Linked DNA regions of Mus musculus: regions 1, 3, 4 and 5 are each linked to region 2. A link is a loop called in an ENCODE intact Hi-C map of the cell type or tissue named here. Cell type or tissue: heart. All regions are shown on one strand.

Region 1 (5,000 bases), 280 kb after region 2:
GAAGAAGCCAGTGACCTGGAGATGTGTTGGTCAGAGGAGCAGCGGTACCCCAGCCGTGTGTGTGTGTGTGTGTGTGTGTGTGTGTGTGTGTGTGTGTGTGTGTGTGTGTGTTTCAGTGCAGGGCTCACAGCAGGCCCTGTACAGTCTGGTCTAGGGCACTTTGTCATTCCTCCATGTTCTATTGGTAGCTTCTGTCTCCAACTTGCTTCCCTGTGCCAAATACCTCCCTCCCCAGGGAGCTCACTGGCAGGTAGAGGACTGTCTTAGTTGGGGCTTTACTGCTGTGAACAGACGCCATGACAAGGCAACTCTTATAAGGACAATGTTTAATTGGGGCTGACTTACAGGTTCAGGGGTGCAGTCCATTATCATCCATGGCAGCAGAAGGAGCTGAGAGTTCTACATCTTCATCTGAAGGCTGCTAGTGGAAGACTGGCTTCCAGGCAGCTAGGAGGAGGGTCTTGAAGCCCACACCCACGGTGACACACCTACTCCCACAGGGCCACACCTTCTAATAGTGCCACTCCCTGTGCCAAGCATACACAAACCATCACTAGGACCTACAGGCAGAGTAGGTGCCCAGTGTCTCAGGTCCAGCTTATATTTACCAAACAATCAGAACCAGGAAGAAGGAGCTGACCAAAAGAAATAGATTCATTTACAGATTTGGCCTTGCTCGCCCTGCAGAGTTACACTTCATAGTAAGAAGAAACAAAAGCCAGGACATCTGAATATGCAGATGAGTTGTCTGGCAGGAGACCTGAATATGCAGATGAGTCAGTTGTCTGACTGGTGAGACTAGGAGCTCTTTCCTGGGAGCTGCCTTATCTCTAGGGACTTTCTTCTGTAGCCAGAGGGATTTCCTGGAATAAAGAATGTTTCAGAGCCGCCATTAGAAAGCCGATGTGGGCAGGGCTGGAAGGTGCTTGGGTAGCCTGGCATCAAGGCAGGGTGTGTGTGCTCGTGTGCATGTGTGTATTTGTATATAAGTGTATGTGTGTGTGTATATAAGTGTAGGGTGTGTGTATGTGTGTGTGTGTGTGTATAAGTGTAGGGTGTGTGTATGTGTGTGTGTGTGTGTGTATATAAGTGTAGGGTGTGTGTATGTGTGTGTGTATATAAGTGTAGGGTGTGTGTATGTGTGTGTGTGTATAAGTGTAGGGTGTGTGTATGTGTGTGTGTATATAAGTGTAGGGTGTGTGTGGTGTATATATAAGTGTATAGGGCATTATATGTGTATAGGGGTGTGCATATATGTGTAGGGTGTGTGTATGTGTGTGTGTAGGATGTGTGTATAACTGTATGTGTGTATGGGTGTGTGGCGGGGAGGGCAGTTTTCCTTCTGGCTGTGGCTAGAGCCTGATTTCATCTTCAGGGCACTTGAGGGTCCTTGTCCCAAGCTCCTGCCCACTGCCTTCCCCACTTCAGCTCTGAAGATGCCACCTTCCTGACAGCCTCTCTGGTCTCATGGGTCTCATGCTGTCACAACTCCATTCTCCTGGAGGCTCAGGCCTTGCCTGCTCTTTCCAGCAGCCTGCCTGTAGTGGGGCCTGTCCCTAGCTCACTGTGGTCAGCCAGTGATTCAGGAAAGGTAAACTCTGGTCCTGAGAATCCTTGGCTTAGAGCGGTGGACAGGGCTTAGACATCTTGCCCTCCTTGGTCCTGTGGACACGCAAGGAAGGGTGATATTTCATCATTCCTAGGACCCAGCACACCTAGACAGAGGCCGTAGAGCAGACCGCCACATTTGAATCTTGGTTCATCCTGCTCTGTGGCCCTGCACAAGTGGCCTTGTTCCTCTGTCCCTTGTTGTCCTTGTCTGTGACAGAGCTACCAGTAGAACCCTGTCCTCAGGCAGGGTCCTCCTGCCCCCGCAGGGATCAGTTCTTAGAGCTGTTTTTGTGATGTTTTCTCAGAGGTAACTCAAGGTAGCGGACAAATCCCAGGTGCCATCAAAGTCGGGATGTGTCCTAGGTTAGAGCTGACCACCCTGTGAGGCTTCAGATGCAAGCAGAGTGCTCAGTGTGGCATAGAAGCTGGATTCTGGAATCCCATCTCTCCCAGACTTCTTTCCAAGGCCGGGGTGGGCATGGCAGAAGGGTGTTCTGGGACCCAGAGCCAGGCTGGTACAGCTGTGTAGTGGCAGGGAGAGCCCAGGCTGGGAGCCCAGCCAACCTCCTCTGCCCTGTCTGCTCATTCAGTTGTGCCTGACCTTGGGCATCTCTGCCTCATCTGGAGCAGGGGTCCTGTCAGTCACGGGACACTGATTGGGAGGTCCTGAGGTAGACAAGTGCCTTGATGTCATCTCCCTCTGTAGCCCTAGAGACAGCGGGTGCCCTGGCTGTGAAGCCCCTCCCCCATCCTTCCTTCTTTTGCGGGGGGGGGGGGGGGGGAAGGGTGGGGGAGTGAGGCACTGCAGAGACACCCCTCTCTCAGGCTGAAAAGCCAAGCGGGTGCAGTTGGCTGGAAGATAAGATTAGGAGGAAGCAGGGCTGCTGGAGCTCAGCTTCCGGCCTGAGCTTCCTGAGAGTGGCCATGGGGACAAGAAGCAGGCTCCCTGACTGGGTTTCTTCTGATCAAAGATAGCAGGACACAGACCAGTGCCTTGGAGGATCCACCATGCAGCTTGCCCTGGCTCCCCAGCTAGAAGTCTTCTCAGCTACTGTCCTTGGGGGAATTGCTCATCCTGGCCCTGTCATTCTGGTTTTTTGTTTTCTGGGCAGATGTGTCCCAAACACCATATCGAGATTACAGCATCCCACTTTTTTCCCCCTGCAGAGTCCCGCACCTCCTTCTGTGGAGGCCACACATAGCCCTGTAGGACCAGCATTTAAGGACTTGGTACAGAGAGGATGAGCAATGGCCTGTTTTTGCACATCTTCAGCAAGGGCATGCAGGCAGGAATTGAGTTCTGCCTTCTAGGATCTCCTGCCCTCTGCTGGCTGCCTGCGTGTGACAGCAGAGCCCAGAAACAAACGTAGTGACTCCCAAACGGGCTTCTAGCTCCCATTATGTGCTGGAGACATTGGGGTGTGGCTTTTCCTGGGGGGTGAGAGAGAGGGGGGACTGACAGATCAAGGAAAGGGCCCTGCCTTAGGCCACCCTAGGGGAACCAGTGAGTTTATGGGCTGCTCACAGGACCACTCAGGCCTTTGCCACTAGGAAGTAAACTGCTTTGTAGTGGTGGAGAGGGTCTCAGGGTGGGAGGAGAGAGGGGCTCCCAGTGTGGTGCTTCGCAGCTGTACCTGGTCCTTGCACCACGAGGGGCTGGTTTCCCATCCTCCACCCTGCAAATGCAGGAGCACAGAGGTGTTCAGACGTGTGTCCAAATCTCTGAGACATAAAGGAAAGTGTAATATAATGACATCTTTTTACAGAGGTTGGCAGGTTCTCTGAAGGTCTGCCGCATCCGGTTCAGGAAAACGCAAATTGATCTGGGGCTCATCAGTTAAGAGAATATTAAAAATCAGAGTAAAACAAACAAACAAACAAACATCAGTTAAGAGAATATTAAAAATCAAGAGTAAAACAAACAAACAAACAAACAAACGAACGAACAAACAAACACCTCCTGGGCCATACAATGTGACGGGATTCCACTGCTTGTCTGGTTGTTCCTTTTAAAGAGCAAGGATGGGGGCCACCTCTGAGTTTGATCCCTGAGGCCCATGTGAAGGTGGAAGGACCAGGGCACGCATGTGCTCCCGCACACATGCACATCAGACATGTCCACACAGGAATGATGCTAAGTTAATTAAAGACTCCACCTTATTTTGGATCTCTGTCACCCAGACTCATTTTCCATGAGCCATCTGACTTTTTATTTATTTATTTAGCTCCTCATAACCTGGCTACTGAAAGGGCTTTAGACAAAGTGATAGAGTTGAGATTTCCCACCTCAGTAGTCTCTTCATTTTTCCCAGCCACACATGGCTGCCTTTACAAGTCGGATCTCAGTGCAGGGTGAGTCCCCGCAGTACACCCACCCCTACCCTCTTACAGGAGAGAAATGTATAAGCCAAATCTGGAGTGGGTGTTAATTACAACCTACTCAGAACAAGGTTAATATCAATATTTTTCAACTTCAGGGTTCCGTTTCCTGACTCACTCGTTACTCCCACCCACCCCCATATATTCCGAGGTTGCTATGAATCAAGGTATATGTGACTCCACCATCTGTTAAAACTCAAAAATTCCGTATATCAGCGGGAAAGCAAAGAATCCACAGCTCATTGTGGGGCCTCAGGTTGCTCCGCCCAGCCCTTACTGCAGGGAATTCCCATGCCAAGTCACCCCCTTCCCCTACAGAAGTGGGTGCCCTGGGCTCACCTGCATCTCCCTAACATTCACCCCTTTGCTGAGCAGTTGTTCAGGCTTGAAGCCTTCCAGGAGTTTCCAAACACAAATTTGACTTTGGCTCATTTTTGTCCTTTAGGCAGGCTGGTTTCCTCTGGGCAGACAACTCAGCCACAGCTGCTTGTCCTGTCACTCTCAGCCAGGGTCACACAGCTGTCACCGCAGCTTCTTAACAACCCGTCCCATGTGTGCTTCTTTCAGTGACTGCGGTATTAGTCTTTAGCCAGTCCATCAGCTGTTTTGGAGGACCCCGGGGTTCCCATGTGGTGGGTCCCATACAACAAGGATACCATCCCTCACCGTATAGCATGGGTGTGCTAAGGAATGATGCTGAGTTCATTAATTTAATATCATTTAATTTAAAACTTTCAATGCTTAATTTAAAATAAAATATTAAACAAAATTAAGAATTAAAAATTAGCCGGGCGGTGGTGGCACACGCCTTTAAACCCAGCACTCGGGAGGCAAAGGCAGGCGGATTTCTGAGTTCGAGGCCAGCCTGGTCTACAGAGTGAGTTCCAGGACAGCCAGGGCTACACAGAGAAACCCTGTCTCGAAAAAAAAAAAGAATTAAAAATCAATTTAAGGGTTAAACTATTTTAACTTTTTAATTTCTTATCACATAGAGGCTTATTACCCTGGGA
Region 2 (5,000 bases):
TCCCACATCAGTGAATTAGGCCCAGTCTAACCTTAGCGTTTTACTCTTGATCTAAACTTCTGAGGATTGGCGTGGACTTTCACTGCATGTGAAGCTGGGCACCGAGAGCATTTCACTTGACCCTCATTGTCCATAAAACTGCTTCCCAGGGGTTCTTCAGGCTCTGCTGGGGTGGACTCTTGCTTGTGGTCTGAAAGCAGTGAGTTGGTGTGAGCCTGCTCTGGGAGGAGCCACGGGAGTGCTCAGAAAGGCCTTGCTAGCAAAGGACTACTTCAGGGCAACTTGGAGTTTAAGAATTCTTGGACCCATCTCTGGTCTTCTAAATGCCTTCCCCCGCCTGAAGTGTGTCTTGGGATCCCATCCTTGCCCCTCCTTTAGGGTAGAAGAGGGAACAACTGCAATGTTATCATCACACCCTGAGTTCAGGCCTCCATTACACCTCACCTGTCCCCACAGGGCCTGAGGGACTCCATTTAAGTGTCATGGATGCCATCCATCGGTCACATGCCTTCAATTGTGTGATCATAATTTACACCCTTTATTTCCTACCTACAGATACGCATCACATAGCAGTCAATGGCAGACTGCATAAGTGAGTGTGCATGGTGTGGTCTAAGCATGTATCATTATGCCATCTAGGTTTGTGTGCATAGACCCTGATGGTCACACAACAACCCAAGTTGCAATATGCTCTTCAGACTGCACCCCTGTTAAAGAACACACAACTTTAAGTGTATCCTCTTGGGCTGTAATGACCCAGGTCCCTCCACCATCTTTACATTCATTATCATTGTCACAGGGGCTTAGTGCCAGAGCCCTGTGACACCTAAGTCTATGTATTGTCCCACACTACCACCTAGGACAGGTTGCTTGTTCCCTGTCTCCCTCAGTGAAAAGACTATTCCAGGATTGCACAGAACAGGAGACTATTTGTATACTTCACGATTTGACTGGTTGTTTAGTTATTTCATGACTCCAGGAATGGGATCCAGGCCATCTGCTTAGGCAAATGCTTTGCCACAGGATTTTAGCTCTACTTCCAACAACTCAACATCATTGTCTTCTTGGGCCGGTCATTTCCTAGGATCGCCACAGAAACTGTATGGTTAAACTGGGGCAACTTCAAGAGGCCTTGTTGATGGGTTTTTTGCTCAAGATTGGGGTAGTAGGGCTGACGAGATGGCTCAGCAAATAAGACTTGATGCTAAGCCTGGCCACCCAGGTCCAATTCCACACACATGGAGAAGAGAGAATATCAACTCCCAGTTTTCCTCTGACATAGACACACTCTAAATACATTCATTAATAACTAAAGAATTTAGAAGATGGGGTCAGCCTGTGGAGAGGGTGTTTTCAGGAGTCCCACAGACAGCTGGCTTCCTGGGGAGATGCAATGACCTCTGGTGAAAAGCTATACCAGATTGCAACATCTGAGCTGAGAAAATAGAAATCAAGCTTGTGTGAGTGGTGTGGCTACATGTTCCAAGTGTTACAACTGTCATCCCATTTTGCAGATGAGAAAACTGAGACCCACAGAAGGTAACTTTCATGGCATATGCTGTATGCTCTACAGTATCTCTCCGAATTCTGAAGGGGACAAGCAGAGTGTTGCATTACATTATGTAATTTGTTCCATAACGAGGGGAAGATACCCAAAGTGGAAAGGCTTAACCCAACCCTAGGCTATTTTGTCCATGAGTCTGTCATTTGGAAATGGCTGGGCGGGGAAAATTGTATCCATTACCTTTTCATTGCTCTGACCAAATGTGTGAAGAAACAACCCAAGTTTGGAAGGATTGGTTTTTGGCTCCCATTTCATCCTCCTGGGCTCAGTTGACTCTGTGCCTGTGCAAGGCAGAATACCAAACCAGACACACACACACACACATAAACATACTAAACCTTGGTAAATGTCTTAAACTATGCCGGCCATTCCCTTCTGTGCTCTTACGGAAGTGACAGCAGTGGTGGTACATAGGTGACACTTGTGTGGCATTGTGTGGTGTTCTTGTATCACAAAAGATTCAGTATAATGTCACAGTGCAAACTGAAGACAATCAGGGTCCTCTGGTGCCCTGCCCACAGATGTGGCACATGCTACACACAGCAAGCAGTCATCAGATGGTTAACTTTGCCACTGAAGAGCTAAGGCTCAGAGACCCTGAGACACTTGCCCAGGGTGACAAGATTAGTGACATCTCATTGTCTTCAAAGACTACTCCTAATGTTAGGTGGTACCATGCTTCAGTTTCCCCATCATTTAGATGGGGATCCTGACTAAGGCTTTTGACAGCTACTGGTGGATGGGAAAGTGCTCTTCAAATGGGGGAAAAGCACACATATTAGGGCCTCTATTTCTCCTTCACTGTGGCATTGAGGCCTGTGCAGGAACTGGTCCAGATGAAGGGCTGGGGATGCTGCAATGAAGAGCCTAGTGGAAGGGAATTGTTTCTTTTGGACATAAGTGATACTGAGAGGGAGGAAGGGAGGGATAGAAGGAAGGAGAGATTGTAACTTGTAGGAGTAGGTGTAGGGATAGATCATGGACTTGATGAATAGTAGGTCGATGAATGGATGGATAGATGCATGCATGCATGGATGATAACCAGATGAATAGATGGGTGGGTGGATGACTATATGATGAGATGGGTGGATAGATGAGTGGGTGGATGAATGGATGGTAGCTGGATGAGTAGATAAAGGAATTGTGGGTAGATGGATGATGACCATAGATTAGATGGGTAGATAGATGGTAAGTGTATGGATGGGTGAGTATGTGGATGAGTAGATCAAAGGATTTATACTTGATAGATGGATGATTGGTACCTGGATAGATAGATGAATGAGTTAATAGAGAAATGATGTTGCCAGGTAAATGCTTTAGAAGTGTAGTCATGGTCATTGCTTCTTCCAGCAGAGGGCGCCCAGACTGCACTCACTGGCTCCACTAGCATTCCAGTGGGTACATCTGTAGTGAGTCTGGCCTTCCTGGCAGCAGTGTGTTAGCAGCTCTAGAAGGTGAGAGACTCAAGGTGCAGAGAGCCAGGCTAGAGTCCATGGATACAGGACAGAGACAGAAAGCACAGAAACTCAGGGGCACCTGACACTCGCCATGGAATCTCAGGGGAAAATCGTAACATAATTGCCTTCAGTACTTGTTTAAGAACTGAATGGAATGTGTCTCAGATTGAAGCATTTGGAGCCCAGAGAGTTACCCTAGACCACCCAGCAAGCATGAGGTGGGAGGCAAGTTGTCCAGTATCTGAGAAGACTGGGGGATCTGGTTAAAGTAAAGGGGGTCCCTCAGGGGATGGAGGCAGTGGGGAGGAGCTGCTCTGAGGCTGGGGAAGATCCTTGCAGACACAGGATGTGTTGAGAGGACTCATCCTGCCACCTGGGAGAATGTCAGGTGCACACTTCACACCCCATGGTGAGCACCAGATGTAAGTCAGCAGTGTGCAAAAGCAGGGGCTTGGCTTGCACCTCTGGGTGTGAGTGTAACCCTGCCATCCTCAGGGGAGCAAGAGCACTGACTTCTTCTCCCTTTGGGGTTTGTCAGTCACTCCTGCTCCATGCCAGGATTTATCTCAGGCCAAGGGATGAACCTGTGGACTCCATGTCCACAGGTGACACTCTGCAGAAATCAAAGCCAGGCCCTACACAGCTTTAAAAGGCAAATTAAAAAAACCCTGAGAACAGTGGCACACACCTATAATCCCAGGATTTGGGGATGGGATGGGGGCGGGATGGGGTCACCTAGAACTATATAGTGAGACCCACACTGAAGGCTAGGGGTATAGCTCAGTGGTAAAGCACTTGCTAAGCATATTCAAGGCCCTGGACTCAATCCCCAGTGTACACACACACACACACACACACACACTCACACAGAGAGACAGACAGACAGACAGACAGAGACAGAGACAGAGACAGAGAGACATAAAGAGAGAGGTGGGGGAAAGGAGGAAGGGAGAGAGAATTGTCTGTTCTGAGTTGAATGAGTGTCCTGCCCAGAACCCAAAACAGTTACAAGATGTCATGCAGAACTGGTCCCCTGGTTTCTTGGGAGCAGGTCTGAAGATGGAGAAAGACCCTCAATGGGGAAGGCAGTGGCCAGAACCACATGCGTCCTGGTCTAAGGCCAATCCTGTTGGCGCTGCATCATGAGACCACTTCTGTATCTCTACAGCCTCAGTGTGGTTCACTCAAAGCAAGCCAACATCCTCTACACAGGAGGGTCAGCATCTTCTGTCAGTGAGTGACAAAACTCCCAGGCTTGGGCTCACAGGGCCTTTCCTTTGCATTCATCCCTCATGAAGCTCTCCAGCGCATCCTATCCACTAGTCTTGTTTGTTGCAATGCAGCCTCTATGCACATGGGAGATCCAATGGCTCCAACCTCCGGCTCTGCAAGCTGTTTTGATGTCAGTAGACAGGGCAACTGCTGTAATCTGGTGGAGGAGGCTGAGGCACGGCAGGAGTGAGAGCAACTGGCTTGAGAAGGGGATCCCCAATCTGGTGATTCCTGCCCCTCCATTGACATGCAGGTGAACAAGCCATCTGCTAGTTCATCACCATCCACTGCTAAATAACAGAAGCAATCAATGGTGGGCAGGCTGCAGGAGAACTTTCTTCCTGCATAAAGGTGACAGCAAATACATATAAGTAGGAGATACAGAAGCCATGAGCCATAGTGTATGACCAAAAGGAGCCCTGGCAGTGCCCTGGGACATGGGGTGCAAGCATTTGTAGCCTAAACAGCTGTCTATGCCCCCCCCCAGTAACCCAGTAGAGCCAACCTAACATGGTATTTTCAGAAGTTGCAGAGTACATAGTATTGATGCTGTGTTTGCAGGGCTTCCCTGGCTCTGGATGGTGACCCAGGGAGGAAGCAGGGCCTCTGCGCTGATAAACCACCAGCTGCCATCCCTAGAGAGGCAGGCCTGGACCTTCTTCCGGAGGGGATGTGATGTGTCTAACCCCCAAGCTCCTACCGTAACC
Region 3 (5,000 bases), 83 kb after region 2:
GATAAATGTTATTTGTTCACTTTTGTAAGACTCTGTTCTGGGTGTGGGCCAGGAGGTCTTAGAAAGAAGCTGGCTGTCAGTGACCATGTGGGCATTGAGGCTGGTCCCAGAGATGCTCGAAAGTCAGTGAAAGCTATGCCTTCTCATGCTAGCCCAGCCCAGCCCACCCTGCGACTGGTTCTTGGTTTAATAAACACATGTAAGAGTTCTTTCCACCACTGAACTAGCATTTGCTGACAAATCACTGGACTGGGGTTGGGACCACAAAGATACATTAGACCCTACCTTGGGCAGCTTATTGGGGGTGTATGACAATGTATGAGAGGCAGCCACTTGGGTGGACCAACCCTCTTTCTATACTCCATCCAGTTCCCTCACCCACATCCATGCCACCCCACCTCCACCCACCATCTGTCCAGCTTTAGCAGTGAGCTTGCTGGGGCCTTGCATGCCCCTGCCTCAGCTCAGGCTGTAGCTGTGGGGCTCTGTCCTTGTCCTACTTGAGCCCCTCAGCTCTTTCTCACCTAGGACAACCAGTTCCTAGTGTGCCTTGCTCTAACGGTCACTTCTGTTTGAACACTTCGGTGACAGCTTACTTCCAGTTTTTTGGGGACCAAGTTGGCTTGTCAACAGTTTGGTTCTGACTGACCAGTCTAAGGAGGTATCCAACACCGTCATCAACACCAACAACAATCTGTTGCTATACTCGAGCCAGGCTCTGTGCTGAGCTGGGTTCGCTGCCATGGGGGACACAACAGGATCCCTAGCTTGGAGCCAGTGATAGCCTAGCGGGAGCCTCGCATCGCTCATGAGAGGCAGACCAGAACAAGGAGGTGGCACTCAGGAAAGGTCATGGGTGAAAGGTGGATGGCATGGAGTCCAGAACATTCCAACAATGGGCATCCATCCAGGGATCTGTGTTTCCTTGCCAGTAAGGTCACCATGGGAAATGTATCTACTAGAAACTCTTGAGTCCAGGGTACCTGATCAGTGCAGAAAGAGCTGAGGTGGGAGGGTCCCAGTCACTCATGGGGGGATAGGCAGCCCTGGATACCAGGCAGGATAGGCTTCAGATGTAGGAGCGGGGAAATAATGTACTATTACACAATAGGCCTGGGCCCTCCCGAAGCCCTGCTGGTGGAAGAAATTCTGTTTTGTTTTGAGACAAGATCTCTCTACGAAGTTCTGTGCACACATAGGAATCTTAAAAACAGGTACAAAGCCAAAAGGGGGAGGAGAGAAAGAGAGATCTCAGCATTCCGGCTGCCACAGGGGCAGGGGTTGGTGGTGGTCACCAGCGATGCAGGATTCCCGAGGCAGAGCCAGGAGGACGATGGTTTACATTCAGGCTCTGGGGCTGCAAGGTTGGAGGTGAACTTGTGCTGCTAAATTAGACCCTATCTCAAAAACGGTAACAAAGGTAAAAACAAAAGGGGAGGCAAGGCTTGAGCTCCTGGAGTGAAGGCGAGGGCACAGACATCAGATTGCAGCCTCATCCTGTGACATGAGATGTCCAAACACTGCCATCCTAGCCTCTTGCCACCTTAGACCTCCCTCACTGGTAGTGCTCTCGAGAGGCATCTGGCCCACAGCACCACCTGGTGGCCACACCCCAGATTGGATGGACTGGTGGAGGAAGGCTTTAAGTACCATTCTCAGCTTCTAGCCACCCAGATACACTCAAGAGGGTCTCCCCCCAGCCCCCCAGAGGTCCTGTCACTTCCAGAATGCCTTAGAATAAACAGTCTCCAACTTCGTGCAAAGATTCCGTTTTGGATTCACATACACACACATAAAAAAACAAAACAAACAAACAAACAAACCACAAACCGATTGTGTGACTTCCCTGACCCTGAAAAGTGAGGGTGAAGATACCTCTGTCCACAAGAGGAGGGCATGAAGTCACATTTGTGCAGAACCAGAACTTTGGCAGTCACAAAATAAGGTGCCCCAGAAGTACCCTTCCTCTCTTCCTTGCAGTTGCGTCCAGAAGTTTTTCACCATATGTCTTAGGGATTTACTGCTGTGAACAGACACAAGGCAACTCTCATAAAAACAACATTTAACTGGTGCTGGCTTACAGGTTCAGAGGCTCAGTCCATTACCATCAAGTGGGAGCATGGCAGCATCCAGGCAAGAATGGCACAGGAGGAGCCGAGAGTTCTATGTCTGAAGGCTTCTAGGAGATGACTGGCTCTTGCATGGTTGGTTAGGAGGAAGGACTCATTGCCCACCCCAACAGTGACACCTCCAACAAGGCAACGCCTCCTAATAGTGTCACGCCCTGGACCAAGCATATTCAAACCACCACACCTTATAAATGAGGAAAACAGCCTCACTTTATCTACCGATACCATCATCCTCTCCTTGGCTGTTACTGCTAGAAGAGTGCTCAGAGACACCAAAAAGCCATCAGATTGAAGTTGTTTTTCTGTTGCAAATCGGGGAGATTGTACAACTCTGAGTAGATCCTATCAGACTATGTTGTGTAGACCCTCTAGCAGAAAAAGCCGAGGTCAAAGCTACGGATGTTTTTCTTCAAGGTCAAAGCTGCAGATGTTTTTCTTCTTGGCCCCTTTTCACATGTGTGAGACTCAAGCTCACACTTTGAGGTGCAGACCCAGGTCCCCCAGCAGGTGGCAGCACTCTGTGCTTCAGACCTAGCTAGACAATTTGGGACACGGTGTACAAGAACTCGAGTCTGCTGTTCAGAAGTGTTTAAAATTTCAAAATGGCAAGAGGAGCCGGAAAGCAAGCATAGGGTCCTTCTAAGGTGCCACTGTCCATGAAGCCACTGTTATGGGCTCTGGTCATCTCAATAGTAGAGAAAGCGAAGGCGTGCCTAGTGTGGTGAGGACACAGAACAGTCTGCTTCAGAGAGCCCATTGGAATCTTCGGGAACAGGAATTCCATTCTCTGTGTAGCCACATTCCAGTCCCTGTATCTTCCATACCAACAGGACCAAGGGCACTCAGAAAGAGTAGCAGAGAGGCAGAAACTCCCATCCAAGTGCCATCAGGCCAACTCACAAGCCACTTATTCATTTATTTTTTTGAACAAGCCCACCAGGAATGTGAAAGGCAGCTTTGTCACTACATGTGAAGTCCACACATACCTAGCTCCTTCCAAAGGTGATGTCTATGACAGTAGAGGTCACCAGAGGCTAACGTGGCCCCGGCCCTGGAAGGTCAACATTCCTTCTTAGCTAACATTCACTAGAGAGCAAATGTTTATCCTATCAGTAATGAATCATGGCCAGTATCCACAAAGGGAAGGTGCCCAGTGCCGGCCATGTCTACCGTACACTGCTGCCCAGTCAGTGTCCCAGGTAACAATCAATACTGTGCTCTGAGCTCAGCATTTAATATCCATCCTCAACGTACCTTCCAGCTACAGGAGCATGGCCATTCAGCTAAGCCACACGCCCCTGTTGGTTTTTCTCTTTTTCTTATCTTACCTTTTGTTTATTTAAGTACCACAGACTGTATTTGGGGGATTATTGTGTTTACCGAGCGTGGAGGGGATTTCCTCCTGTGTTTATTCTTTAATTACTGACACCATTTGCCATTTTAAGTCACACACTCCTTAGGCAAAATGTTTCAAACTGGGAAGATCAGAGTAGGTCATGTTTCTTGGTGTATATACGTGTGTGTGTGTGTGTGTGTGTGTGTGTGTGTGTGTGTGTGTTTGTGTGTGTATGTGTGTGTGTGTGTGTGTATCTACTACACATATGATAATCGTGTACATTGATACGGGAAAACACAGAAGAAGAGATATTGGTCAGAGGCTTGAAAGATCAAGCTAAGAACGATTTTCTAATTAATTGATTGTTAGAAGCAATAAATAAGCCAGGTGATACATAAGGGCTCGACTCTCGTGCTAAATGAAGGGTGGAAAGTCCCACTTTGAGGGAAAAAAAGCTGAATTCCCTAATGAATCAAAGACGGTGACCAATGACTTGACTCGGTGCACCTCAATAACAGTCCCCGGGTTTCCAGAAGGAGTTCATCTGGCCTCAACGCCTGGCACTGCTGATTCCTGGGGAAGTCACCCACCGTCTCTTTTAGCCATAGACTTGTATGTTTAAAGAAAAAATAGCTATGGAGGCCCCTCCCAGGGAAGTCGGTGTTGCTAAACATTTAGCATGATGCTTACAGTACAGTTAAATGATACATCCATGAAATATCTTTTATTTTGAACCACCCTCCACCTTGGCAAAATTCATAAGCCTCCATTTTTTTACTCTCCATCCTCTTTCTCCCCCTCCTTCTCCTTTTCCTTTTCTTCCTCCTCCTCCTCCTCTTCCTCCTCCTCCTCCTCCTCCTCCTCCTCCTCCTCCTCCTCCTCCTCCTCCTCCTCCTCCTCTTCCTTCTTCTCATTTTTTCTTGGGACTGCCAGCTCCCAGGGGAGATACCATGAGGAGCAGTACCATACTTAGGGACTTCCCTGAGTATGGCTTGGGGCTGGAGCTGACCCATTAGACTTGAGAGAAGTGGGAACTCCTGTCCCTTTCCTTTCTGAACACCTTTACCTTGTGCCTGAAAACCACCATTGCTCTTTGACTTAAGTGAGGACAGCTGTCTGAGGCTCCTCTGTGATGGGCAAGGGCTCAGGATGTCTGGGTGAGCCTACAGGGAGGACATGCACTGTTTCATGGGGCCAAAGAGGCACCTGCCACACTGCCAAGGGCTGTCACCTAGGAATGCTTTCTAAGGTGCAGACTGGAACAGAGGAGGCAAGATGGCAAAGCACACAAGGAAGGTGGCAGAAAGACAGGACCACATCCCTCCCTGTACTGCCTCTTGACTGTCAATGAGATGTCCTCATCAGACTAGTGTCCTGGTCTTCACAGCCTGGCCTTCACACCCACTTTGAATCCCAGCTGAACCTATGACTTCGATTAGGACAATGCGATTTTTATTTTGTTTCATCTTTTTTTCAAAGTTTACATTTTTAATATATGCTTATATGGATGCACACACACCAGAGGACACTTTGCA
Region 4 (5,000 bases), 160 kb after region 2:
ACTTATAACATCTAGTTCATTATATTTGGCAGTTTAGATAAAGTATTCTATTGTATATCCTAACCTTAAGAGTTTACAATTCTGTACCTCAATTAGGTTTGATTTTAACTTGCCTTATCAACTGAAAACCATTCTTTCAAATCTAGATCTTCTTATTCAGTGCTAAACAACTTAATTTCAATTATAAGATCATAACTAGTCTTCAACCCCATCAGAGAGCTGAGAAGGAATTAAATATTACCTGAATATATAGGAAACACAAAGACATAGCTTCCAAAACTTACACAATTTGTAGAGACAGCTGACTGCTGACAGCTTCTAATTTCTTATAACAGTAGAACATCTGTCTTCAGCCTTTTGGCCCAGAAGAACCATCTGACAGACCCTAAGTGAAGCAGGGATTATGAAGGACTAGCTTACCCTGTCTTGGTTGAGCTAAGCAGTGGAGTATCCCGAATCTGTTTGTCTCTTTTTGCACAGTAATTGTCTAATTGTCTGCAGAATGAAATTAGGCTATTTCTTACCCAGTGGCTAGTTTGCCACAATTGAAGCAACTCCAGTTGGAGGTAATGATTCTCATGTTTTCTTTGAAGTGGGAAGGGGGTACTGTCAGGAGCATACACATCTCCTAGTCAAAAGATATATTAATAATGAAATGATTTTAAGTGTCATATTCTGTGGATCTCTGATGCTTTTGAAGACTAAGTGTATATATAGTATATCTGAACTGTTAAATCTTGACTACTCTTAGTTATTTACTATTTTAATAATTTTAAAACACTTTATTGTAATTTAATCAGAATCTAATATTACAATGAGTTTACTATCTGACCTTTAACTTGCATTCCTTAATCATCCTAAACAGTTTGTAATAGCATCTATTAGAAGGACTGGCTCTAAGCCTTGTATTCGTAAATGAGTTGCACAAGCACAATTCATATCTAAGAGTAACAAAATTAATTTTGAACTTTGTATCACTGTAAAGATTTATACCAATGAAAATCTTAAATCTGTATCAATATGTAAATTCTGTATCAATGTAAGAAAATATAACTTCAATTCTGTATCAAAATATAACAGATGAATTGTTAAGGGGTGGGAAGGGGTAGGAAAATTGGAATGTAAGATTATGGCTATAAAATGTTTTGTTTAAGAGTAAATTGAAGCAAAAGCAAAGATTTGTCTCTTGTGTCCTCAAGGGCAAAGTGTAGATTTGTATGTTATGTACAAAGTCTGTATTTGAGCTAATAACAGAATTTAGAGTTAAAAACTATTTCTTCCCAGAATCCAGAAAACATTTATCTGGTGTTGTCAAGTACTCTAGTTTTTATTAAGAATATAAAATACAAAGAGATGAAATTGTTGGTTTTGTTCTTTTTCATAAATGTTCTGTTTCCCATACCATAGATAGCTTCTATGATATTTGCTCTGTTTTTTGGTATGTTAAAATTTCCCAAGGTGTGCTTTTTTTTTTTTTTTTTTTTTTTTTTTTTTTACTCACAGTCCTAAAATCTTGTAGCGCCATGCTTCTTCTTTAGACATTTCAAAAGACATTGTAGAATAGAGTTTTGGAATACAGTCACTCTGTGGTACACTTGGTGCATCCATTTAATCCAGAGAATCTGTCTTCATTGGAAGAAATCTACCTTCCCAGTTTCATTTTCATGAGTGGTCTTCATCTTTACCCTTCTATGATGGAAATACTGAGGTGAATTCCTCTGCTGTTTTAAGATTCTCTGGTATTCTCAACTATGCACATAGCTGAAATAACACCCCTCCAAGTCACTGTTTTTGTCTGTCCTCTCAAGGTCTCATCTAGTGGTTTTGTTCAATCAAATAAGAGCTCTTTTGTAGTTTCCCATTCTTTACTAGTCTGCTTTGTGAATAGCCATAACATTTGGAAAATACTTTCTAAAAATTTTACTTTTTTATGCATGTATTTTGCCAGCATTTATATATGTTCACCACATCATTCTGCAGCCTCATCATATTTCTTAGTGCTTTTTTCTTCTTCAGAACAATATGCCAACATTTGTTGTTGCAGGACACATGAAGTAACAAGACACTGAATGTTGGTTACTTTGGTCCTTGGCTTTTTATTTTCTTTGTTTAAGGGCTTTCTAAAAACACATGGGTGGGCATCATCTTGCAGTTGTGTGTGTGTGTTCTTAATGGACAACCTATATGTTAAATTCAGAAAAACCACTTGGTTGCATATTTTCGAATTGGCAATTTGAAATATTTGTTGAACTGGCCATTTTCTTTTTTTCTTTTTCTTTTTTAAAGATTTGTTTATTATATGTAAATACACACCAGAAGAAGGCGTCAGATATCATTACAGATGGTTGTGAGCTACCATGTGGTTGCTGGGATTTGAACTCAGGACCTTCGGAAGAGCAGTCAGTGCTCTTACCCACTGAGCCATCTCGCCAGCCAGAACTGGCCATTTTCATTTAAGTTTTTTCTATGTGACTGGAGAAATGGTTCAGTGGTTAAGAAGACTTGCTGCTCTTGCACAGGACATAGCTTCAGTTCATAGAACCCACATGTTGGCTCACAATCATCTGTAACTCCGGGTCTAGAGGATCTGATGCCCTCTTTCAAACTCTCCAGGCAATATATGAATCTTACAACCAAATTTTTAGTTCTATAAAGATATTTATATGGATTGTACAAGGTGTACAGGTCAGTTAAGGATAAAATTTTGCTCTTTGAGCAGGTGAAAGTTTGATCAATAATCAGTTGTAATAAATCTTCATTCATGCCATGTGAAAGATGTCATGATGAATTTTAAGCATTTCATAAACAACAAGATTTTTTTTTTTTTTTTTTTTTTGATGTAAAAACACGAGGTAGTTTAATGGCGGAGCTCCGGGTCGAAACATATCTCACGCAGGAGACAGTGGATTCAACCCTAAGGCTTGGAAGCTAGGGGTTTTTATAGAAAAGGGGTGGGGCTGGGGAGGAATTGGCGCGGTTTCACATGATTGGTCCATTTAAACATTAGCAGCCTGTTAACATTTAACTTAGGTCAGAAGGGCGGGAGATAGGGAGGCGCCGGGCCAGTCTTTATCTTTATGGCTAAGCAGCCTCAGGAATGTCTTAACGACGGGCCTGCCTGGGCATGTCCTAGCCTGTTCTGCTATGTTCTCAGCCCCAGGTTTCAAAGCTCACAAACAACTCTTTGGGCTATTTGACATACATTACATGAATCACAGGTCTCAAGTTTTACTTCCTTTCATTCCCCTCTTCTTCTACTAAGTAATTCTAATCTTAGAATTTTAGAAGTCTATATCTCTATGTGGAGAATAGAAATCAACAAAATAAGAAGGGATAGTAAACAGAACTAGGCAGGGACCCTTCTAGTGAGGCTTGAGGGTCTGGGCATGATGTAGGTGTACAGAGATCAGATCTCTGGCTGGAACTGGTGAGATGTCTTCTGGGGTACCCAGCTCATTCGCTGTAGCCAATTGTGACCAGACTTTTTTCTGCACCACCTGCAAGCCTTTTAACTTAACATACAGATTATTATTACAACAACATGTAGGTTTAAACACATCATTTAAGACAGTTATGGGCATGGGAGCCCCATAAAGGATCTTAAAGAGTAAGGCTGAATCAAAAGGGAGTATTTCTAGTTCTAAATAGGGCATGGGGAAGGAGCACCAAGTCTGCACCAGTCTCTTTTAGAATTCTATTTATCTTTTCTACCTGTCTTGAGCTTTGGAGCCTGTATGCACAATGTAACTTCTAATTAATCTCTAATATCTTGGCCAGTCCCTGATTTACCTGGGCAACAAAGGCAAGTCCATTATTGGACCTGATTACCTTGGGTATCCCAAACCTCGGGAAGATTTCTTCTAGGATCTTCTTGGCTATCACATTGGCTGTCTCAGTCCTGGTTGGAAAAGCTTCTACCCACCTTGAAAAGGTGTCTTCAACCGCGAGGCTACTGCCATCCTTGTACCAGCTCGAACTCTTAGGCCAAGGCTGATCTGATCCTTCAGATCATTTCGAGTACCAGTTTCTTCTGCCAGAATGTCAGCACAGTGATGAGTAGGTGAAGTCTTGGACAGTAGGGTAACTCGTCATCCATCAGTCAGGGTGCTTTCGGGTAATGCTTTCAAGAGTGTGGGGTGCCACTACAGTTGTTTGCTGTCCCAGAGTGAGCTTATTAACATCTTGCCAAGCAGAGCTATGGCAGCAATAGCTTTCAAGCAAGAAAACCACCCGCTAGCAACAGGGTCTAACTTCTTGGATAGGTAAGCCACTGGCCTTTTTTAAAGTCCCAAAGTCTGAGCAAGGACTCCTCTGGCGACTCTTGCTCTCTCTTCCACATAAAGAATGAAGGGCTTGGTTGGGTCAGGCAAAGGCCAAGGCTGGCTGTCAGTAGGGCCTTTTTAATTTCTTTAAAGGCTTTCTGGTGATCTGGGGTCCACACAAACATCTTCCCTTCCTTGGTTAGGGGATACAACAGGGCAGCTAAGGTCACCAACCCAGGTATCTAGAGTCTGTAGAAGCCAGCGGTACTCAAGAATTCTCTTACTTGCCTTGGTGTAGTTACAGTCTTTTTCTGGCTTCTTTTAGCCACTGTTTTTCACCTCGAAGGGTGTATCTCAAATAGATAACTTGAGTCTGACACAGCTGAGCCTTTTTAGCTGAGGCTCGGTCTTCTGTTGGGCAGGTTTCCTATCTAGATCCTGTCTTTTCTTTCTCTCCTACCACTGTGGCCAAGTTTCTAGTCAAATTTCTTTCTTGTCTACGATCCCTCCTGTTTTCTCTTTCTTCTGCTTCTCGCCTCTTGCTTCTCTCTCTCTCTCTCTCTCTCTCTCAATACGCCTTCTCTGCCTCTTACTTACTGGTTCTACTCTAAATTATTTCTCATTCGTAGTATCTCTCTCATCTCAGACCTCTCTAATCTCTTTCATCTCTACTTTTACTGTCATCTATCTCTCCTGAGTCTGCTGAAGCTTTGCTCTTCCTTACAGTCTAAGCTCACC
Region 5 (5,000 bases), 140 kb after region 2:
TCTTCTCTCCTTCCTTTTAATTTTTAATCTATCTGTAAATTTATACATGTAAAGCACTTCTATAGGATTTACAGTTTACTCTTTATGTTCATTTTTTGTTAGTTTAACAATTTCTTCTTATTTTAATTTTTGGTTTATGATATAAACATCTTTCTTTATAGTCCAGGATGGCTTTGAACTCAGGATGCTCTTGTCTCAGCCTTCTGTATACTGGGATTATAAGCATGAGCCCCCATACCTGGTTTAAATCCGTCTTTTCATTGGCATACATTGTCTGTTTATAGGTAATGTTAGTAGGATTTGGTTATTATCTTTTTTACTGTCTTCTGCATTTGTCCTTTGCCTTTTCTCATTATTTTCCTGTTGTCTTTTGAATTAATTTAGCTATGTGTTTATCTGGCATTTTAGCTGGTCTAGTAGCTGCTCTGTTATCTCTCTTTACTATTGCTTTAGGGGTTGCTCTCACAGGCATGTTCAGCCCTTTGCTAGTATTAGATGTGTCATCCAAAAAGTTTACACTAATAAGTTACAAAACAAAACAAAACAAAACAAAACAACAACAACAACAAACCGATACAAAACAAATGAACAAAGACAATCTTTTAAGGGACTTGTAAAATGGCTCAGGTACAAGTCTTCCTGCACAAGCCCGGCTACCTCAGTTCAATCTCCTAGACCTACATAAATGTGGGAAGAGAGATCTGACTCCAGTTGTCCTCTGGCCTCCACACATGTGTTATGGGCATTCACCCTCCCTCCCTCCCTCCCTCCCTCCCTCCCTCCCTCCCTCTCTCCCTCTCTACCCCTCTCTCTCCCTCTCTCCCTCTCTTTTCTTTTTAAATTTCATATAGATGTGAATAGGTAGTTCCTTAAGGATATCAGATAATCCCAGACCTAGTGCTAATTCCTGAAACGATCCAAGGCCTCAGTCTTATTCTACTATGAACATTGCATCTCACCCTTCTGTGGTACCCAAACAGGCAAATCATGCCCTTCCCCTTGCTCTCTTGGGGCAATTTTAACCTGGTTACCATATTGGTTTTTAATTTCCTTTGGTGTCACATTCCTCAGAAGTATCTTGAGTTTTAATATTGTTTAAGAATATATTCATTAAGCCCAGTGATAGCACATACCTTTAATTCCAGCATTGGGGAGGCAGGAGCAGGCAGACTGGCCTCTGTGAGTTTGAAAACAGCCTGGTCTACATAAGTCATTAGCCAGGGCTATATAGACTACTTTAACCAGGTCTATATAGCAATACCTTGTCTTGGGAACAAAAACAAAACAAAGAATATATTTATTGAAAATTTCCAACATGTTTGCATATTTGTAGTGCAAGGATTTTTGGGCTGTCTTTCAAATATTGCTGATAGCTATTTTCTCTTAACCAAGAATTTATATATTTTAAAACTAGCAGTTTTATTGAATGTAAATAAGTGAATAGATATTTGAGATAAGAAAGCCATTTAGGTAGTAGTTTACTGGATTTCAGCCATATAGCTTTGTAAGTCTGCTGATTTTTCTAAATTATTCAGAAAAGCATAGTTTTTTTTCTTTTCTTCTTTCTGTCTTTTTTCCAAACATGCTCTGAGCTTCCCCACCAATTTGGGCTTCCTTACTCTATAAAGCTATCCTTTCTGTCATGTGTTTGACCTTCATGCCAACTTAAACTGCATGGCTTTATTTTCCTTCTCACCTTCAATCTTTTCCTCCAGACAGCTTCTGAGGTTTACAGGTTGCCTACTCTGAGGGCTTTTCCTTTAAACCTTAATGAAATTATTCCTGAGCTTAAAAAAATAACCATTAAGCAGTATTGGCCTAATAGGAGTATAGTGTTGAGAGGTATGACATAGGAACACTTTATAATCTGCCTTTGCTTCCTTCTAATGTGATCTCAGTTCTGTAAACACTTGTACTCTATGTGATGCTGCTGTCACTTTCTTTTTCTTTCTTTTTTTTATTAATTTTTTTATTAGGTATTTTCCTCATTTACATTTCCAAAAGTCCCCAATACTTTCCCCCCCCACTCCCCTACCCACCCACTCCCACTTTTTGGCCCTGGCGTTCCCATGTACTGGGGCATATAAAGTTTGCAAGTCCAATGGGCCTCTCTTTCCAGTGATGGCCGCCTAGGCCATCTTTTGATACATATGCAGCTAGAGTCAAGAGCTCCGGGGTACTGGTTAGTTCATATTGTTGTTCCACCTATAGGGTTGCAGATCCCTTTAGCTCCTTGGGTTCTTTCTCTAGCTCCTCCATTGGGGGCCCTGTGATCCATCCAATAGCTGACTGTGAGCATCCACTTCTGTGTTTGCTAGGCCCCGGCATAGTCTCACAAGAGACAGCTATATCTGGGTCCTTTCAGCAAAATCTTGCTAGTGTATGCAATGGTGTCAGCGTTTGGACGCTGATTATGGGATGGATCCCTGGATATGGCAGTCTTTAGATGGTCCATCCTTTCTTCACAGCTCTAAACTTTATCTCTGTAACTCTTTCCATGGGTGTTTTGTTCCCAATTCTAAGAAGGGGCACAGTGTCCACACTTTGGTCTTCGTTCTTCTTGAGTTTGATGCGTTTAACAAATTGTATCTTATATCTTGGGTATCCTAAGTTTTTGGGCTAATATCCACTTATCAGTGAGTACATATTGTGTGAGTTCCTTTGTGATTGTGTTACCTCACTCAGGATGATGCCCTCCAGGTCCATCCACTTGCCTAGGAATTTCATAAATTCATTCCTTTTAATAGCTGAGTAGTACTCCATTGTGTAAATGTACCACATTTTCTGTATCCATTCCTCTGTTGAGGGGCATCTGGGTTCTTTGCTGTTACTTTCTTAAACAGAGCATAGCTTCATTGTTTTGTGTACTTGTTTAAATGGTTCTTTCTATTGGTATCTCCTGCTTTATCCTGCCACTCCCTCTCCTCTACTTGATTAATTCAGACTTATTTTGACTTTTTTTCTAAATTTAAAATTATTTTAGGTTTTGAAAAATCTTTTTGGGTTTGGAGAGATGGCTGAGTGGTTAAGAGCACTGGCGGCTCTTCCTGAGTTCAATTCCCAGCAACCACATGGTGGCTCATGACCATCTATAAAGGGATCTGATGCCCTCTTTTGGCGTGCACGTGTACATGCAGCAGAGCATTCACATACATAAAAATAATTAAGATTTTATTATAAGGAAGCACCCTCTTAGAGGCCAAGGGTAGAGGGGTGGGGGGCTCATTGGAGGGGGAACAGGGAAGGGAGATAACATTTGAAATGTAAATAAATAAATAAATAAATAAGTAAAAAACAAAACACTGAAACCATCTGATGGAGATCTTTTTTGGTGATAAGATTAAAAAAGTTTTCACTTCTAGAGAATTAAATAATTCCAAGTTTGTCTCAGTGTTGGTAATAATCTTTTTCTTTTGTGCTTGTTTTTTGTTTTACCTTTTATTTCTTTAAGCATTATAAAATGCTCACTTATATTTTAATTTTTTCATCTTTTATTAATTCTTCACTTACCTTTTTGTTGATACCCCCTTTTCCAAATATATTTTTTATGTGTGTGTGTGTGAGAGTTTGAATGTATACCACATGACTGCTGGTGCTGGTGAAGACCAGGAAGTGTTGGATCCTCTGGAGCTGGAGTTACAGGCAGTGTTGAGCTACCCACTGTGGGTGCTGGGAATCAAAATTAGGTCTTCTGGAAGAGCAGCCTGTGTTCTTAACAGCTGAGCCATCACTCCTGCCCCTGTTTGGTTGATTCTTTTGTTTAGTTTATGTATGTTGCTCAGCAGTATTATATATTTTTTCTCCCACTTATATACTGAGGTGTAAACTTTAAAAATGTAAAAAAGGATATAAAGCAAAAGGGGGAATGATTTGTTTGCTTTTTAAAAAATAGATTAATTTTGTTTTGTGTGTGAGTGTTTTGCCTGCATGTATGTCTGTGTACACTGTGTGCTTGATGCCCATGGAGGTCAAAGAAGGCATCAGATCCTCTGCAATTGGAGTTACAAATTGTTGTAAACCACCATGTAGGTGTTGGGAACCAAATCTGAGTCTTCTTCAAGAGCAACAAGTACTCTTAACCTCTGTACCATTTCTCCAGCTTCAACAAATGATTCTTTATAGCAGTGACGAATTCTTTAACAGTATAATTTTTTAAAATTATAAGGCATATAAGTAAATACATTTTAGAAGTATAGGTAAGTTCAGGTTTATATATACATATAGTTTGCTTGCCCTTAACAATTATTAGTACAGAGTAACACTTGTTATTTTGAATCTTCTGTATTTCATTTCCTTTGTTTTTCATCCGGTGGGATAGGAAGAACATAATTTGTCTTTGACATGAGGTTAAGTCCACATATTTCATTCTAACAGCTATACTACACAGAGCAATTTATATACTTTCTATGGGGATCAAGTTCTCTGGTAAGTAAAATAAGGATAATAACACCCAACCTACAGATGGCATTTTATATCTAATGATGTCATATAAGTCAGTTACTGTTGTGATTCCAAAAATATAAAAGATTGTTTCTGTTTCTTTTGTTTTAATCTGTTTTTTTTAAATTCTATTTATTTCAAGCAAAATGTGAAATTCAGTATTTAGATCGTAACTTATTATGTGTGTTTGATACTGTTGCTCTACTTGGATCACAGAAAAACCTCTGTTTGGTGCCATGTCTCACTCAACTTGGCCGATCCATTCTGTTGTCTGTGGTTTTCTGTCAAGCAGTTGTCCCAGACCTTAAGCTGACACTTGGGCAATAAATGCATACCTTAGGGGGAAAAATGTCTTGTTCCAGTGAAAGTTGGTCCAGAAATTCTGATAGAAGTAGTTTAGTTTATTTGAGAGATTTGAGAATTAAAAAAACAAAACAAAACTTACGTGTATATTTTTCAGTTTTTTTTTCTCTAGTACTTAGGAATCAGATTTAAATTAAATACCTTTTAAGGACTTAGTTAAGTAAATTCATAATCCTATATTTTTACCTAGTACTCTT

What was found. Hi-C counts contacts between places; a loop is a spot of excess contacts. Peaks named below come from ENCODE experiments on the same cell type or tissue, not always from the same donor. Only the 100,000 strongest peaks of a DNase experiment are listed, where the experiment ranks them.
Region 1: it touches region 2 in a loop (2.7-fold over the local background); 11 of 42 quality-filtered maps call a loop at or near these places.
Region 3: it touches region 2 in a loop (8-fold over the local background); 35 of 42 quality-filtered maps call a loop at or near these places.
Region 4: a loop joins it to region 2, with 17 times the contacts of the local background. A loop is called at or near these places in 8 of 42 quality-filtered maps.
Region 5: a loop joins it to region 2, with 3 times the contacts of the local background. A loop is called at or near these places in 8 of 42 quality-filtered maps.

What each region holds. Positions count from the first base shown.
Region 1 is chr7:98,153,634-98,158,633 of GRCm38, reverse strand. The region is part of intron 2 of Capn5 (calpain 5); the gene reads left to right. Among named protein-coding and RNA genes, the nearest start is that of Omp, 11 kb to the right of the region's middle. In heart, a CTCF peak has its summit at 2,934 (motif pointing left); DNase peaks (open chromatin) are centred at 2,533 and 2,923; H3K4me3 peaks cover 537 bases; H3K27ac peaks cover 2,209 bases.
Region 2 is chr7:98,428,921-98,433,920 of GRCm38, reverse strand. Gm39053 (a long non-coding RNA gene) reads right to left here and starts at 461. Exons shown (of 3, transcript XR_869806.2): 1 at 1-461. In heart, a CTCF peak has its summit at 2,908 (motif pointing right); no DNase peak of the experiment used is centred here.
Region 3 is chr7:98,345,891-98,350,890 of GRCm38, reverse strand. It overlaps Tsku (tsukushi, small leucine rich proteoglycan), which reads left to right. Exons shown (of 2, transcript NM_001024619.3): 2 at 1-223. Among named protein-coding and RNA genes, the nearest start is that of Tsku, 13 kb to the left of the region's middle. In heart, CTCF peaks have their summits at 1,603 (motif pointing left) and 2,635 (motif pointing right); DNase peaks (open chromatin) are centred at 1,600 and 2,665; H3K27ac peaks cover 291 bases.
Region 4 is chr7:98,268,570-98,273,569 of GRCm38, reverse strand. The region is part of intron 1 of Acer3 (alkaline ceramidase 3); the gene reads left to right. Among named protein-coding and RNA genes, the nearest start is that of Acer3, 38 kb to the left of the region's middle. In heart, no CTCF peak of the experiment used is centred here; no DNase peak of the experiment used is centred here.
Region 5 is chr7:98,287,887-98,292,886 of GRCm38, reverse strand. The region is part of intron 1 of Acer3 (alkaline ceramidase 3); the gene reads left to right. Among named protein-coding and RNA genes, the nearest start is that of Acer3, 19 kb to the left of the region's middle. In heart, a CTCF peak has its summit at 3,122 (motif pointing left); no DNase peak of the experiment used is centred here.